Linked DNA regions of Homo sapiens: region 2 is linked to region 1. Evidence: chromatin loops called from intact Hi-C (ENCODE). Cell type or tissue: endothelial cell of umbilical vein. All regions are shown on one strand. Each heading gives the region's core, and the rest is flanking DNA. Links, peaks and the distances in the headings are about the cores only. Region 1 overlaps SOX2-OT (SOX2 overlapping transcript). Region 2 overlaps SOX2-OT (SOX2 overlapping transcript).

Evidence for each region. Peaks named below come from ENCODE experiments on the same cell type or tissue, not always from the same donor. Only the 100,000 strongest peaks of a DNase experiment are listed, where the experiment ranks them.
Region 2: a loop joins it to region 1, with 2.8 times the contacts of the local background. A loop is called at or near these places in 1 of 110 quality-filtered maps.

The regions. Positions count from the first base shown.
Region 1 is chr3:181,628,599-181,633,988 of GRCh38, reverse strand. All of the region lies in intron 5 of SOX2-OT (SOX2 overlapping transcript), which reads right to left. Among named protein-coding and RNA genes, the nearest start is that of SOX2, 81 kb to the left of the region's middle. In endothelial cell of umbilical vein, for the core only: no CTCF peak of the experiment used is centred there; DNase peaks (open chromatin) are centred at 1,978, 2,908, 4,078 and 4,688; H3K27ac peaks cover 3,674 bases.
Region 2 is chr3:181,560,315-181,565,704 of GRCh38, reverse strand. SOX2-OT (SOX2 overlapping transcript) reads right to left here. Exons shown (of 7, transcript NR_075092.1): 4 at 1,777-1,985. Among named protein-coding and RNA genes, the nearest start is that of SOX2, 150 kb to the left of the region's middle. In endothelial cell of umbilical vein, for the core only: no CTCF peak of the experiment used is centred there; no DNase peak of the experiment used is centred there.

The DNA of each region.
Region 1 (5,390 bases), core at 97-5,096:
TATTAACCTTATCACATAAGTTATTATTAACTCATTGGATATTAGGGGGTGAGCTGAGCGACAGAACTGAACTTTAGAGTGAAGTTGTCTGGACATCAATGTTTCAACACACTGGACACATAGGTTTTTATTTAATTTTAATTTTTTTTTTTTTTTTTTTGAGTTGAGGCCTTACTCTGCCACCCGGGCTGTAATGGAGTGGTGCGCACATGACTCACTGCAACCTTGAACTCCTGGGCTCAAGTGATCCTCCTGCCTCAGCCGCCTGACTAGCTAGGACTACAGACTCATGCCACCGCACCCAGCTAATTTTTTACTTTTTTGTAGAGATAAGATCTTGCTATGTTGTCAAGGCTGGTTTTAAACTCCTGGGCTAAGTAATCCTCCTGCCTTGGCGCCCCCTACCCTGCACCAAACGCTAGAATTATAGGCATGAGCCACCATGCCCAGCCTATAGTTTCTTGATATTGACATTAGAGAGTGAATAAAATGCAAACAAAGGGAGAAAAGAAAAGTAAAAAATGTGTCTTGGTTACAAAGAAATAATACTAATTGCAATTGTTCAGCTGAATTAACACATAATTACCACTCAAAAATAATGAAAAACTATAGATAAGTTTTATTTCATTTTGAAGTTCTCTATATGTAAAAGGTGTGATCAATAAGTTAAAAGCCAACTAAGCACCAGTGTTGATGCTTAGAGATACATGCTTGATGGCCATAGTTATTCCAGCATAGCAGCCAGTTTGCAACCTTAAAAAATTAGAACAATATGGGTTACCAGTGAATAAATGCTAGAAGGAAGCCCTTCTGAAAATCCTAGGCATAATGACCCTTTCTTGGAGTATAGGCTGACCTATACTAACTGGATTTTAAGCCATACAAGATAATATTATACAGACACTCTAGAGGCTGTTAGAAGCAATCTCAGACTTATCTGATATTTTGTTTTCAGTCATACGTTTACTGCTAGACAAACCAGTTTTAAGAGCTGTGCCACATGATCACAAATATCTCAATGGCATGTTTATAGGTTATGTGTTTTATACACTAGAAGCCTCTTACAGTCAGAATTATAACAATCACCTGCTTGACAAGTAAATTTATTGGCTGGGCATGGTGGCTCACACCTGTAATCCCAGCACTTCGGGAGGCTGAGACGTGCAGATCACCTGAGGTCAGGCTTTCGAGACCAGCCTGGTGAACATAGTGAACCCTCATCTCTACTAAAAATAGAAAAATTAGCCAGGCATGGTGGCTCATGCCTGTAATCCCAGCTACTCAGGAGGCTGAAGCAGGAGAATTGCTTGAACTGGGGCAGTGGGGGTTGCAGTGAGCAGAGACTGCACCACTGCACTCCAGCCTGGGCGACAGAGACTCTGTCTCAAAAAGGAAAAAAAAAAGTAAACTTACTGGAATATTCTTTTTCAGTATGAAAAACCTCAGACCTTTTAAAGGTACTTAAATAAAAGAAAGGTGTATTTCCTCCAGTAGCAGAAAACTTATCTAGCACCTTTTTTGTACAATTGCTTTCAGTATATTAGCTCATTTAATTCTCACAACTGTATGAGAACATGGAGGCCACAGAGAGATTATTTGTCCAAAGTTACACAGCTTGTAAGGGGAAAAGCCAGGATTTGATCGCAGCCAATTTGGCTCGAGAGCCTCTCCCTTTAACCACCCTGCATGCTGCTGCCTCTCAACACCACTTCTATAGTGCTTCCTGTGGGCCAGGCACTGTTGAAGCATGCACACTACATACTCTTCTTTTTGTCTGCAAACAACTCATCAGACAAGTCAATATGGACTTTCATAAAACCTTTATTTTGACCATATTTCATATGTAAACCCGTAGGGTCAATGTCATGCTGCCAGAACAATTAGAGGAAATTTGACGAGCTACTCAGTAGGCAGACTGTTCCAACAAAAAGATTTTTGCAAAGAAATTAACTTTTAGAGTTGGCAAACAGAAATTATGACTAACAAGACAGGAAAATGCCAGACTTTACAAACATCACACTGTACAACATTAACTGGTATGATTTACTAGAAGTCTTCCGTGGGGCAGGTTTTATAGGACATAAGGTTCTACATCATTATTTTATTTATATCTCAGAACAACTCTATGAGGTATATGTTAATTATTTAATTGAATCTCAAATGTCATAGGTTGTAATTACACAGTTATGTACTAGTAAGAAAAGAAAAAGTGTTGGCAATTGAATGAAGACACACCATCAATTGTAACATGCATTCTAACATCAGAGATGTTAAAATGTGAAAAAAAATGCATCTTACTCTCATGAAATATGGCCTCATTCCTATAATACAGATGAAGAAATAGAATTCATGAAGTTAAATTGCCCAAGATTACATGGTTAGCAAGTGCTAGACCCAGAGCTCACATCCAGGTGGATCTGACTTGAAACCCATGCTCTTAACCATTTGATAGAGTGTCTCAGTCTGCGTTTGTGCTGCATAAAGTGAAATTAAATGTTGTTTTGTTGTTGTTCAGTGGATTGTCAGTATATTGTGGGCTGGTAACTTAAATCCTCAGAGAACTCTTCAGGGTTTGATCACCCATTAATATGGTTTAAATTGACCAAACAGGCCTAGAAAAGAAAATCAGTCTACTCTATTTTAGCTATGTAGCCAGCTTCAACATTACAGCTTTCAAGAGGTAGTTTCTGTCTCATTGTCCTGAAATCATTCTTCATTCTAGCTTATAACAAAAAGGAACTTCTTTAAATAAAATAAGATCTTTGTTTCTGAAGACATTGCTTGGCCTGCTCTTTTGCTCATAAACAAAATACAATTTCTTTAACTTTTAACAACTCAAGATGTTTCCTAACTATGGCATGGTTTGAGATTTGAGAACAAACAAACAAGACCACACAAAGCTTAAAGAAGCAGAGAGCAATTTCATAAAAATGTTTTTAGTCATAAAGACCCACAAGACAGGAAAACAGAAAATGCATACATACTTGACTCAGAATTCCAGTTTTTTCCCTAAGAGGTGACAGCAGCTTTAAACATTGCCTTCCTCTTGTGTAGGATTACATATGCACAGTATACAACTTCAGTTTCTGTTCTAAAAGCATTATGAGCCATTGTTTTTTGATGGTCTCTAGAGGCTAAGGAAAAATGTTATTGGTAGTATGAAAGAATAGGTTTTAATATAGGCATTTAATTTTCTTTCCATATACTCCCTGATTAAAACAAGGTTTGCCCCATTTTCTATTTTTCTTTTGAAAACCCTCTTTACCCACATCAACAAAACAACATACTGACTATAGCTGTGACTTTGGTTCTGTTGCCCTAAGTTCAGATGCAACTTTGATTCATCTCTTACACTGTGTCTAAGCATTGAGTCAACTTTGATTACACTGGCATCATTTAACTTCTACTTTTAAAATCGTTTAATTTTGTTCTCCAAAAAGTTAAACTAAATGATGATATAGCTTATTAAATATAGTTCTTTTTGAAATTAGCTGATAGGAAGTTTAAAAAAATGTACTGCTCCTTACCAATTACTGAAATAAACAGAATACTTAAATTCTCTAGGATAAATATATGTAAATTCAACTTACAAAAGGGGGGCTATTTGGGGTGTTTAGAGTTATCCCCCTCATCCATGATAATATTATAATATTATTAGTGTTTTGGGCTGTAGAACTAATATGCTACTTGTTTCTATAAATATTTTTCTATTTCATATATTCTTCCTCTAATTATTTTTAAGAGTAAAAAAAGTTAAAAAAAATCCCAAATTCAACTTAGATATTACCATAGCTTGGAGAGGTTAAGGCAACCACTAGGTTTAGATTCAAACCTAGGTTTAACTATAAACTACATGCTTTAAAATAAAAGCACACTATGTTACCTTTTCATCATCACATTTAAGTTATACCTATTGGAGCTAGATCAACAAATGTGCTTTGATTTCAAGAGGCAGAATATGGAATATTCTGATAAGACTTAATACTGACATAAACATAACCGGAAAAGAAAATGTTAAAATACTCATACAAACTGGAAGTCTGGGCTTGAATCCAGTGTTAACACAACTAGAATGAATGTCTGAGTTGTGTTGGGATTAAACAGTCAGTTCTAATTCATTCAGTTTCGCTGACAGGAGCCCTTCCTGTGCGTTGGATACCATGTAAAGTATTTTTAATACAAAATTTCTTCCTAGTAACTGCAAGTTAGGTATTACTGGCACCTACTTTTTGCTCAGATGGTTTAGGAGACCTGTCTAAGGCAAACAAGCTGGCAAATGGCAGAGCTGACCTGAGGTACATGCTCAGGTCTGTGGGCCTCAGGGCTGAGTTCTTGCCACTGTGCTATCTGAACGATATCGGATCCACATCCTCATGGAACTTAGACACCATTATAGAAATACTAGAATATAAGATAAAAATGTAAAGAAACTGTCCAGAGATATAAACACACTGTTAGAAAAATTCAAATACCAGTGAGACCTAACTCGATATGTGTGGGAGTTTTGGGGAGCAATAGAGGGTAGACAATAGGGAGAATGCTTCCAGCCAGAGCCTGGATGAAAGAAGGGACTTAATGGAAGGGTGAGATTTTTATGGATATGATGAAGGGTTGGGTAGGACAAAAGTGAATCAGAGAGATGAAACAGGAAATCTCTGTGTTAGTAACACATGAGTGTCAGTAGGAAGTAGGAAGAGATCAAGCTAGAAATATGACTTGTGACTATTACATCAGACATTTGAGGCTCAAGGGGAAGAGGAGTGTGTATGTAATTCACCAGGCCATGGGGCTCACTGGAAAGTTCTGAGTGAAAGAGGCTTTAGGAAGATTAATCTGGTAGTAGTGTGTAGTGGAAGCAGGCCAAGTCACTAAAAGTCAATTCCCTGCAAGCCAGCTTGGCTTTCAGCGAGTAAGATATATATTATTATTCTCATTTTAAGAATGAAGAAACAGGCTCAGAGAGGTGAAGGAGCTTGCCCAAGATCACGGTTAGTAAACAGAAGCGCTACGATGTGAATCAAGCATCTCTGGCTCTAAAGCCCTACTCTGTGCATTGGACCTAACTACTCCAAGTAAGGCCTATGGACTGGTGGCTTTGGCTCCCCGGGGAGCTCATGAGGACTACAGACCTACTGAATCAAAATCTGCATTTTCACAGGATCCTATATGCACATTGAAGTTGCAGAAGCACTAGACTAGGCTACATTTTCTTTTTATAATGATCTATATAATTACTGGAAAAATATTCACCTGGCTACAAATGTAGCTTTTGGGGGTCTACATTAGGTATTTTCCTTACACAAAAGATAAGACTTAACTAAGAAAAGGAACTCTTCTGTGTTTCATTTTCATAAGGAGGCCAACAAGTTAAAAATGTAAAAACTGAAATT
Region 2 (5,390 bases), core at 151-5,150, 68 kb after region 1:
ATCTCCCTGGTCGCTCTGAAAATCAGGTGACAACCATTTCCCATGATGCTTTAAGGGGTGTCAAACTGTCCATCAAGCTGTCACCTGACCAGTCGTTCCCATGGTTCTTTTAGACTTCCAGTATGATAAATTGAAAGGGACTATTATCTGTCTGTTGTGAAGAGGAACTGTTTGGGCTTTGATAAGATATCACTACTCCCAGGTGAGAGGCTGCTGACAGCACATCAAGGCAAAACAACACATACAAACACTGAACAGGGGAGCACACGTTTACAAACATCTGTTGTCATTATTTATTACTTTTCTTCGGCTTTAAGTTTCTGACTCATCCTTAGATAATTCAAGAACAGATATTTTGCTTTCTTACTTGCAAAAACAGTTGCAGCTCTTTTCATCTTAGGAGAAGAACCTTAAAATTGAAAATACACCTTCCTACCTTTTTGGTTCATGGCATATATGCTTTCTATCTTGCAGCCAACAAGTTCTGTGTTCCTGCTGATGACATCATTTACTTTAAAAAAGTATCTGAGAATAAATACATGTCACTATAACAAATATGTGAATTTTAGGGATAAATATAATAAAATTAATTAATTATGCCTGAGAGGTCATTATTAATGTACCACTTTACAAGAAATATGAGCTGGTTTTAATGTTAGCTTGTATTAATTTATATTTTAGAATTGATAAGGTCAAATATTTCATGAGAAATAATGTTTGTGACTTATTTTTGCAGCTTCAATTTTTAATTGCTCTGAATTATACTAATAGAAACATAAAAACTTGAATTTGTGCACAAGGAACATGAATAGAGGGAAAGATATTGTCCTCAGTGGACCAAGGTTGTAGTTAGGATTGGAATCAGGAAACTTAACTGTAAAGGCAGGGGGAAGCTTGGGAGGCAAAAGTTTTCAGACGGAAAGCTGTCTGGAAAGTAGGTATATTTTATTAGAGCTACAGAGACAATTTTACACTTAGAATGTAACTCCTTGGACATATATATCTAAATAGGAGTCAATGGAAACTTATGTATTAAGGGCTGAATTCTTGAATCTTTACTACTTGTAAACATAATTTTACTCTTTAGCAGTTATTCTCTATTTTGTGATTTGTCCTTTTTCTCTTTTTTCTCTGCTACTCTAATGACATATGCTGACAGGTTTTCCATGTGGCTCTGTGCCCTTACATGCTATCATTATATGAACAACTAAAGATGCCCTTTGGGGATCACTTGGGGAAAGTAATCTGTTGTTATTTATTGTGTTTTTTAGCAGAATAAAAGTACTGTAGTTGGTTGCTAACATCACCACCTTGTGTACAAATATTTTTTTGCATGCAGTTTCCTAATATCATTAAGCTGTATTGTAATTTCATTACATAGTAATGTAGCACTTCGATTACAGACATTTAAATAATTTTGTAATTCAAAATTGGAAAATAATAAACCATGGTTTATTTTTAGTCCCTTGTAATTAGTTAGCCAACTAACACTCCACTGAACTCATACAAGAAGCAAAAATGCCCCAGAACCCTTATAAACTGGGCATTGGTCAAAATACTCTTTCAAACAATGATTTAGGAATTCAGAGTAAAAAAGGCAAAGAAAGAATTAAATTCCTAAAGATTCATAATAATACCAATAGTACATATGGCTAGTGCCTAGGGCATCTAATTAGTGAACCCCTAATTCTAACAAATGTAATCTCTAATTCTGGCAAATCTAACTAAGGCATTTTTAGCTCACCCAATGGGCTAATATTGGAAATTACTACTTACTTCAAAGTATGATTTTGGTCTCTATCCAAAGAGTAGAACCTCTTGATAAGTTTCTGAATGTCAAACTTCTTTTTCTAGCGGCTTCTGGCATGTCAGAGCTCCACAGCAAGTTTTATAATTTTGACAGTCCTTGGCGATCAATGAAGTTGACTGGACTCCATTACTTTTCCAAACAGAAATACCTTGCAGTCCAATGAAGGAAGTAGTGGCTAGAGGGGAAAGTACCAGAATATTCAATACGTTTGTCTTAGGTCCCAAAGGAAACAAACAAATGTGTTCCCTGTTATTCTTTCTCTCACAATAAAAATTTTAGACCATTTCTAGAAAAAAGCAATTTTGCATTTGTATTTTTGTGTTACTTCTTTCAGTTTGTCTCCCTTTTGGTAAGTGAACTTGTTTTAAAATGTTACACGTTGTTGGAAAGTAGCATGGAATGCTTCTTTTAGTTCTACGTAAAGGTAAAGTTTGATTATATGGCAAAAAATTAAAAATGCTGCTAAGGATACAAGGTAAAACATAGCAATCTAAAAGAGAGAGAGAGAGAGAGAGAGAGACAGAGTGTGTGTGTGTGTGTATGTGTGTGTGTGTGTGTGTGTGTGTGTATGCTCGATAGCAATCCTATGAGGTTGGCAGGGCAGGGTAACCAGTTTTATAGATGAGCAAATCAACGATAAGGGACATGACAGGACAATGCAAGTCATACACATGTGGTAGCACAGCCAGTAAACAACTCAGTCAGTTCAGTGTTATGTCCTCTATACTACTTTTGTCCTTAGGGACTAGTACAGTACTTTAGTAATGTGGATATTAGGAATAAAGGCCATTTTGTTAGAAGTTTCACCCATTTTTCATGGAAGTCTATCCATATAGGATTCTGTTGAAAAGTCAGCCTGGTGCCATACTGTCAAACACAGAAGTAGAAATTCACCACTTAACTCCTTATGTTCTTAACTTAGAATTAAACACACAGTCATGTGAAAGGTGTTTCATTTAGCTCTAACAATAAATGAATGTGTGCACATTTATATGCATGGTAAATATGTAGAACTTAGATATGTAATGATTTATGAAGCATAAAATGAAAATTTTTGGAAATGTACCTAAAAGGAGTAAAAATCATAGACACCTCCTTGTGGATATTATTTTAGAAAGCTTCAGGCTTTCATCCTAGTGTTATTTACTTCATACTAAACAGTCATTTCAGATGTAGGATGTTTGAAGGGGGCCAACCACTTATGATCTTCATAGGAAAAAATAAACTTGCAAAGTCTTCAGAATGTCTGGTGGATGTTTTCCCATTATGTTGAATCTACTTATGTTAAGCAATGTGACCAAACTGAATACAGCTATATGTAAAACTGAGATTCATTGAACTATTCACCTTTTTGATTGATTACTCATATATCTACAATGCCACGACAGAAATGACAATATTGCCACATTTTAATAAAGATGACTTTTGAGATTACAAAAATAGAATTAGATTATATACATTTAAAAAAATCTCATTTTGATTTTTAAATTTACACAGGAAAATAAAGAGTACTACTTCGTGGAAATTGCTGAACAATTTCTTACTTTTTCCAAAAGATTCAGAGAACAAAACAGATTTCTGTAAGTCAAAGTGCAGCCAAATGTTCTCTTTGGCAAATATTAGAACTCACTTCTACGTCTGGGACATTAGGAAAATGCACTTGAATAAAGATAAAATTGAACAAACCTATCACTACCTAGAAAAGAAAGAAGTAAACAGTGGAGTTTATCTAAGCTAACTTTATTTCCCAAACTCAAAATCATAACAATAAAGTCCTTTACATGAGCAACTTTGTGACCTGAAGGAAGAGGCTGTCTAATTTCTTTCCATGCATCAAGCCAAATAAATGAAGGGAGAAAATCATTCTCTGTTGGCCTCCTGTGTAAGATTTCTTTTCTTATCATCCCATCTAGTCATATCTTTCTGCAGTCTGAATTACCCTCTTTTCCTCAGACTGGTAAGGCAGTGAAAGGATGTTTGTTCTGCTAATTAACTTTATTACCCTGATAACTCCCTGCAGCCTTTGAGGAAAACAATTACCGTTACTCCTTTTTTCCCCCACTGGCAAAAAAAAAAAAGAAAGAAAAAAAAAGAAAAAAGAAAAAAAAAGAAAAAGAAAAAAAGACTATTAATTAGAAACGAGGCCCAGGTCCCTGCCATGTTATCCTGCCACGTTCCCAGGCCCTCGAGCAGGATAGCATTACATTGTCAGTAGTAATTTAGCTCTCATCTGTCTCTGCTAATTATTGTCACATTCATCAAATTCATCAACAAAAGTGCTCTCAGAAGGATTGCATATTTGCAGTTAATACAGCATAAACTGGTATTACCCATCACCACATTTGTGATGATGAGAGGGACACAACTTATTCATCCCTAATTAGAGCAAGCTGGGTAATTAATTATGCATTCCGCCTTATTACTTCTGAGTTCCCAGATATTGTTTGTCTAAAAAGGGGGAGAAAGCAGGAGAGAGAAGCCTGAAAATGCAAAAAAAAAGGGTGATGTGTTTTGTCACATGCGCTATGCCATAATTCCCACCTGACAAACTAGCTGAATCAGTGGAAAATTGCGAGTTGTCAGCAGCAGAATAAACTGCTGTAATAGCTGATTAATGATCAGCACCTGTGACAGGTGCTGTACGGGACTGTAAACTTGGTTTGATTAACAGTCACTGGACGAATAAATATTAGTGACAGTCAGCGGAGAGCAAGTTTGCTTGTTTTCTTCCCTGTTAACAAATCGCACGCATTAAAGTTATTGATATTTCTGTCTGAGACACTCTATTTTTTTGTAGTTATCTGGCAACATTGGCAGTGAGTTTTAATGGATCGTGTTTGTTCCCGTTCTGTTATTTTATTTCAGAACTAAATTGTATTTTGACAAGATGACCTATAGGGGTTTAAATTCACCAGGTGTGGAAGAAAGACTAAAAAATAACAGGATTCACACTTGGTTTAATTTATGCTCACCTGCTAGTAATCTGTGTGTGTATGTGTGTGTGTATACATATCCACATACATACATATATTCATTATACCCATTTACATGTATGTACAATAATTATTAAGGGATATTTATGCTAAAAACCATAGTCACAAACATATAGATATGTGATGTTCGCTTGTTTTTTAGTTTTAATTGTTTCTTTCTTCCTTCCTTGCATTGGATATTTTCCCTGGAAACGTTGGCAGTGTGAGTTATCCCAACCCCATGTCTCAATCCAGAATTGAAGGGACCATTTTCCTGAGGCAGCTATTCAAAACTGCTGCCAGCTTGATTGTTTCTACTGAATTGACCAGTTTCAAACAGATTGGTCAAGAGGTGATTAACCTGTTTGAGCTAACTGGTGATTAACCAAGAGTCGAGTTATGTGCACAGGCAAGCAAAGTGTAAGTAATGAAAGGAACCCAATTTATTTTATTTTATTTTTTAAATTTATTTTTTGTTTTTAGGTCATAGTCAAAGACGCTATTTGCCTTAACTGTGGTTCTTTTGGATTCTTGAATTATATATGGAGAGATTAAAATTGTGGATTTTTGGAATCCTAAAGACATAGATTCAAATTGTGGTCCTGCTA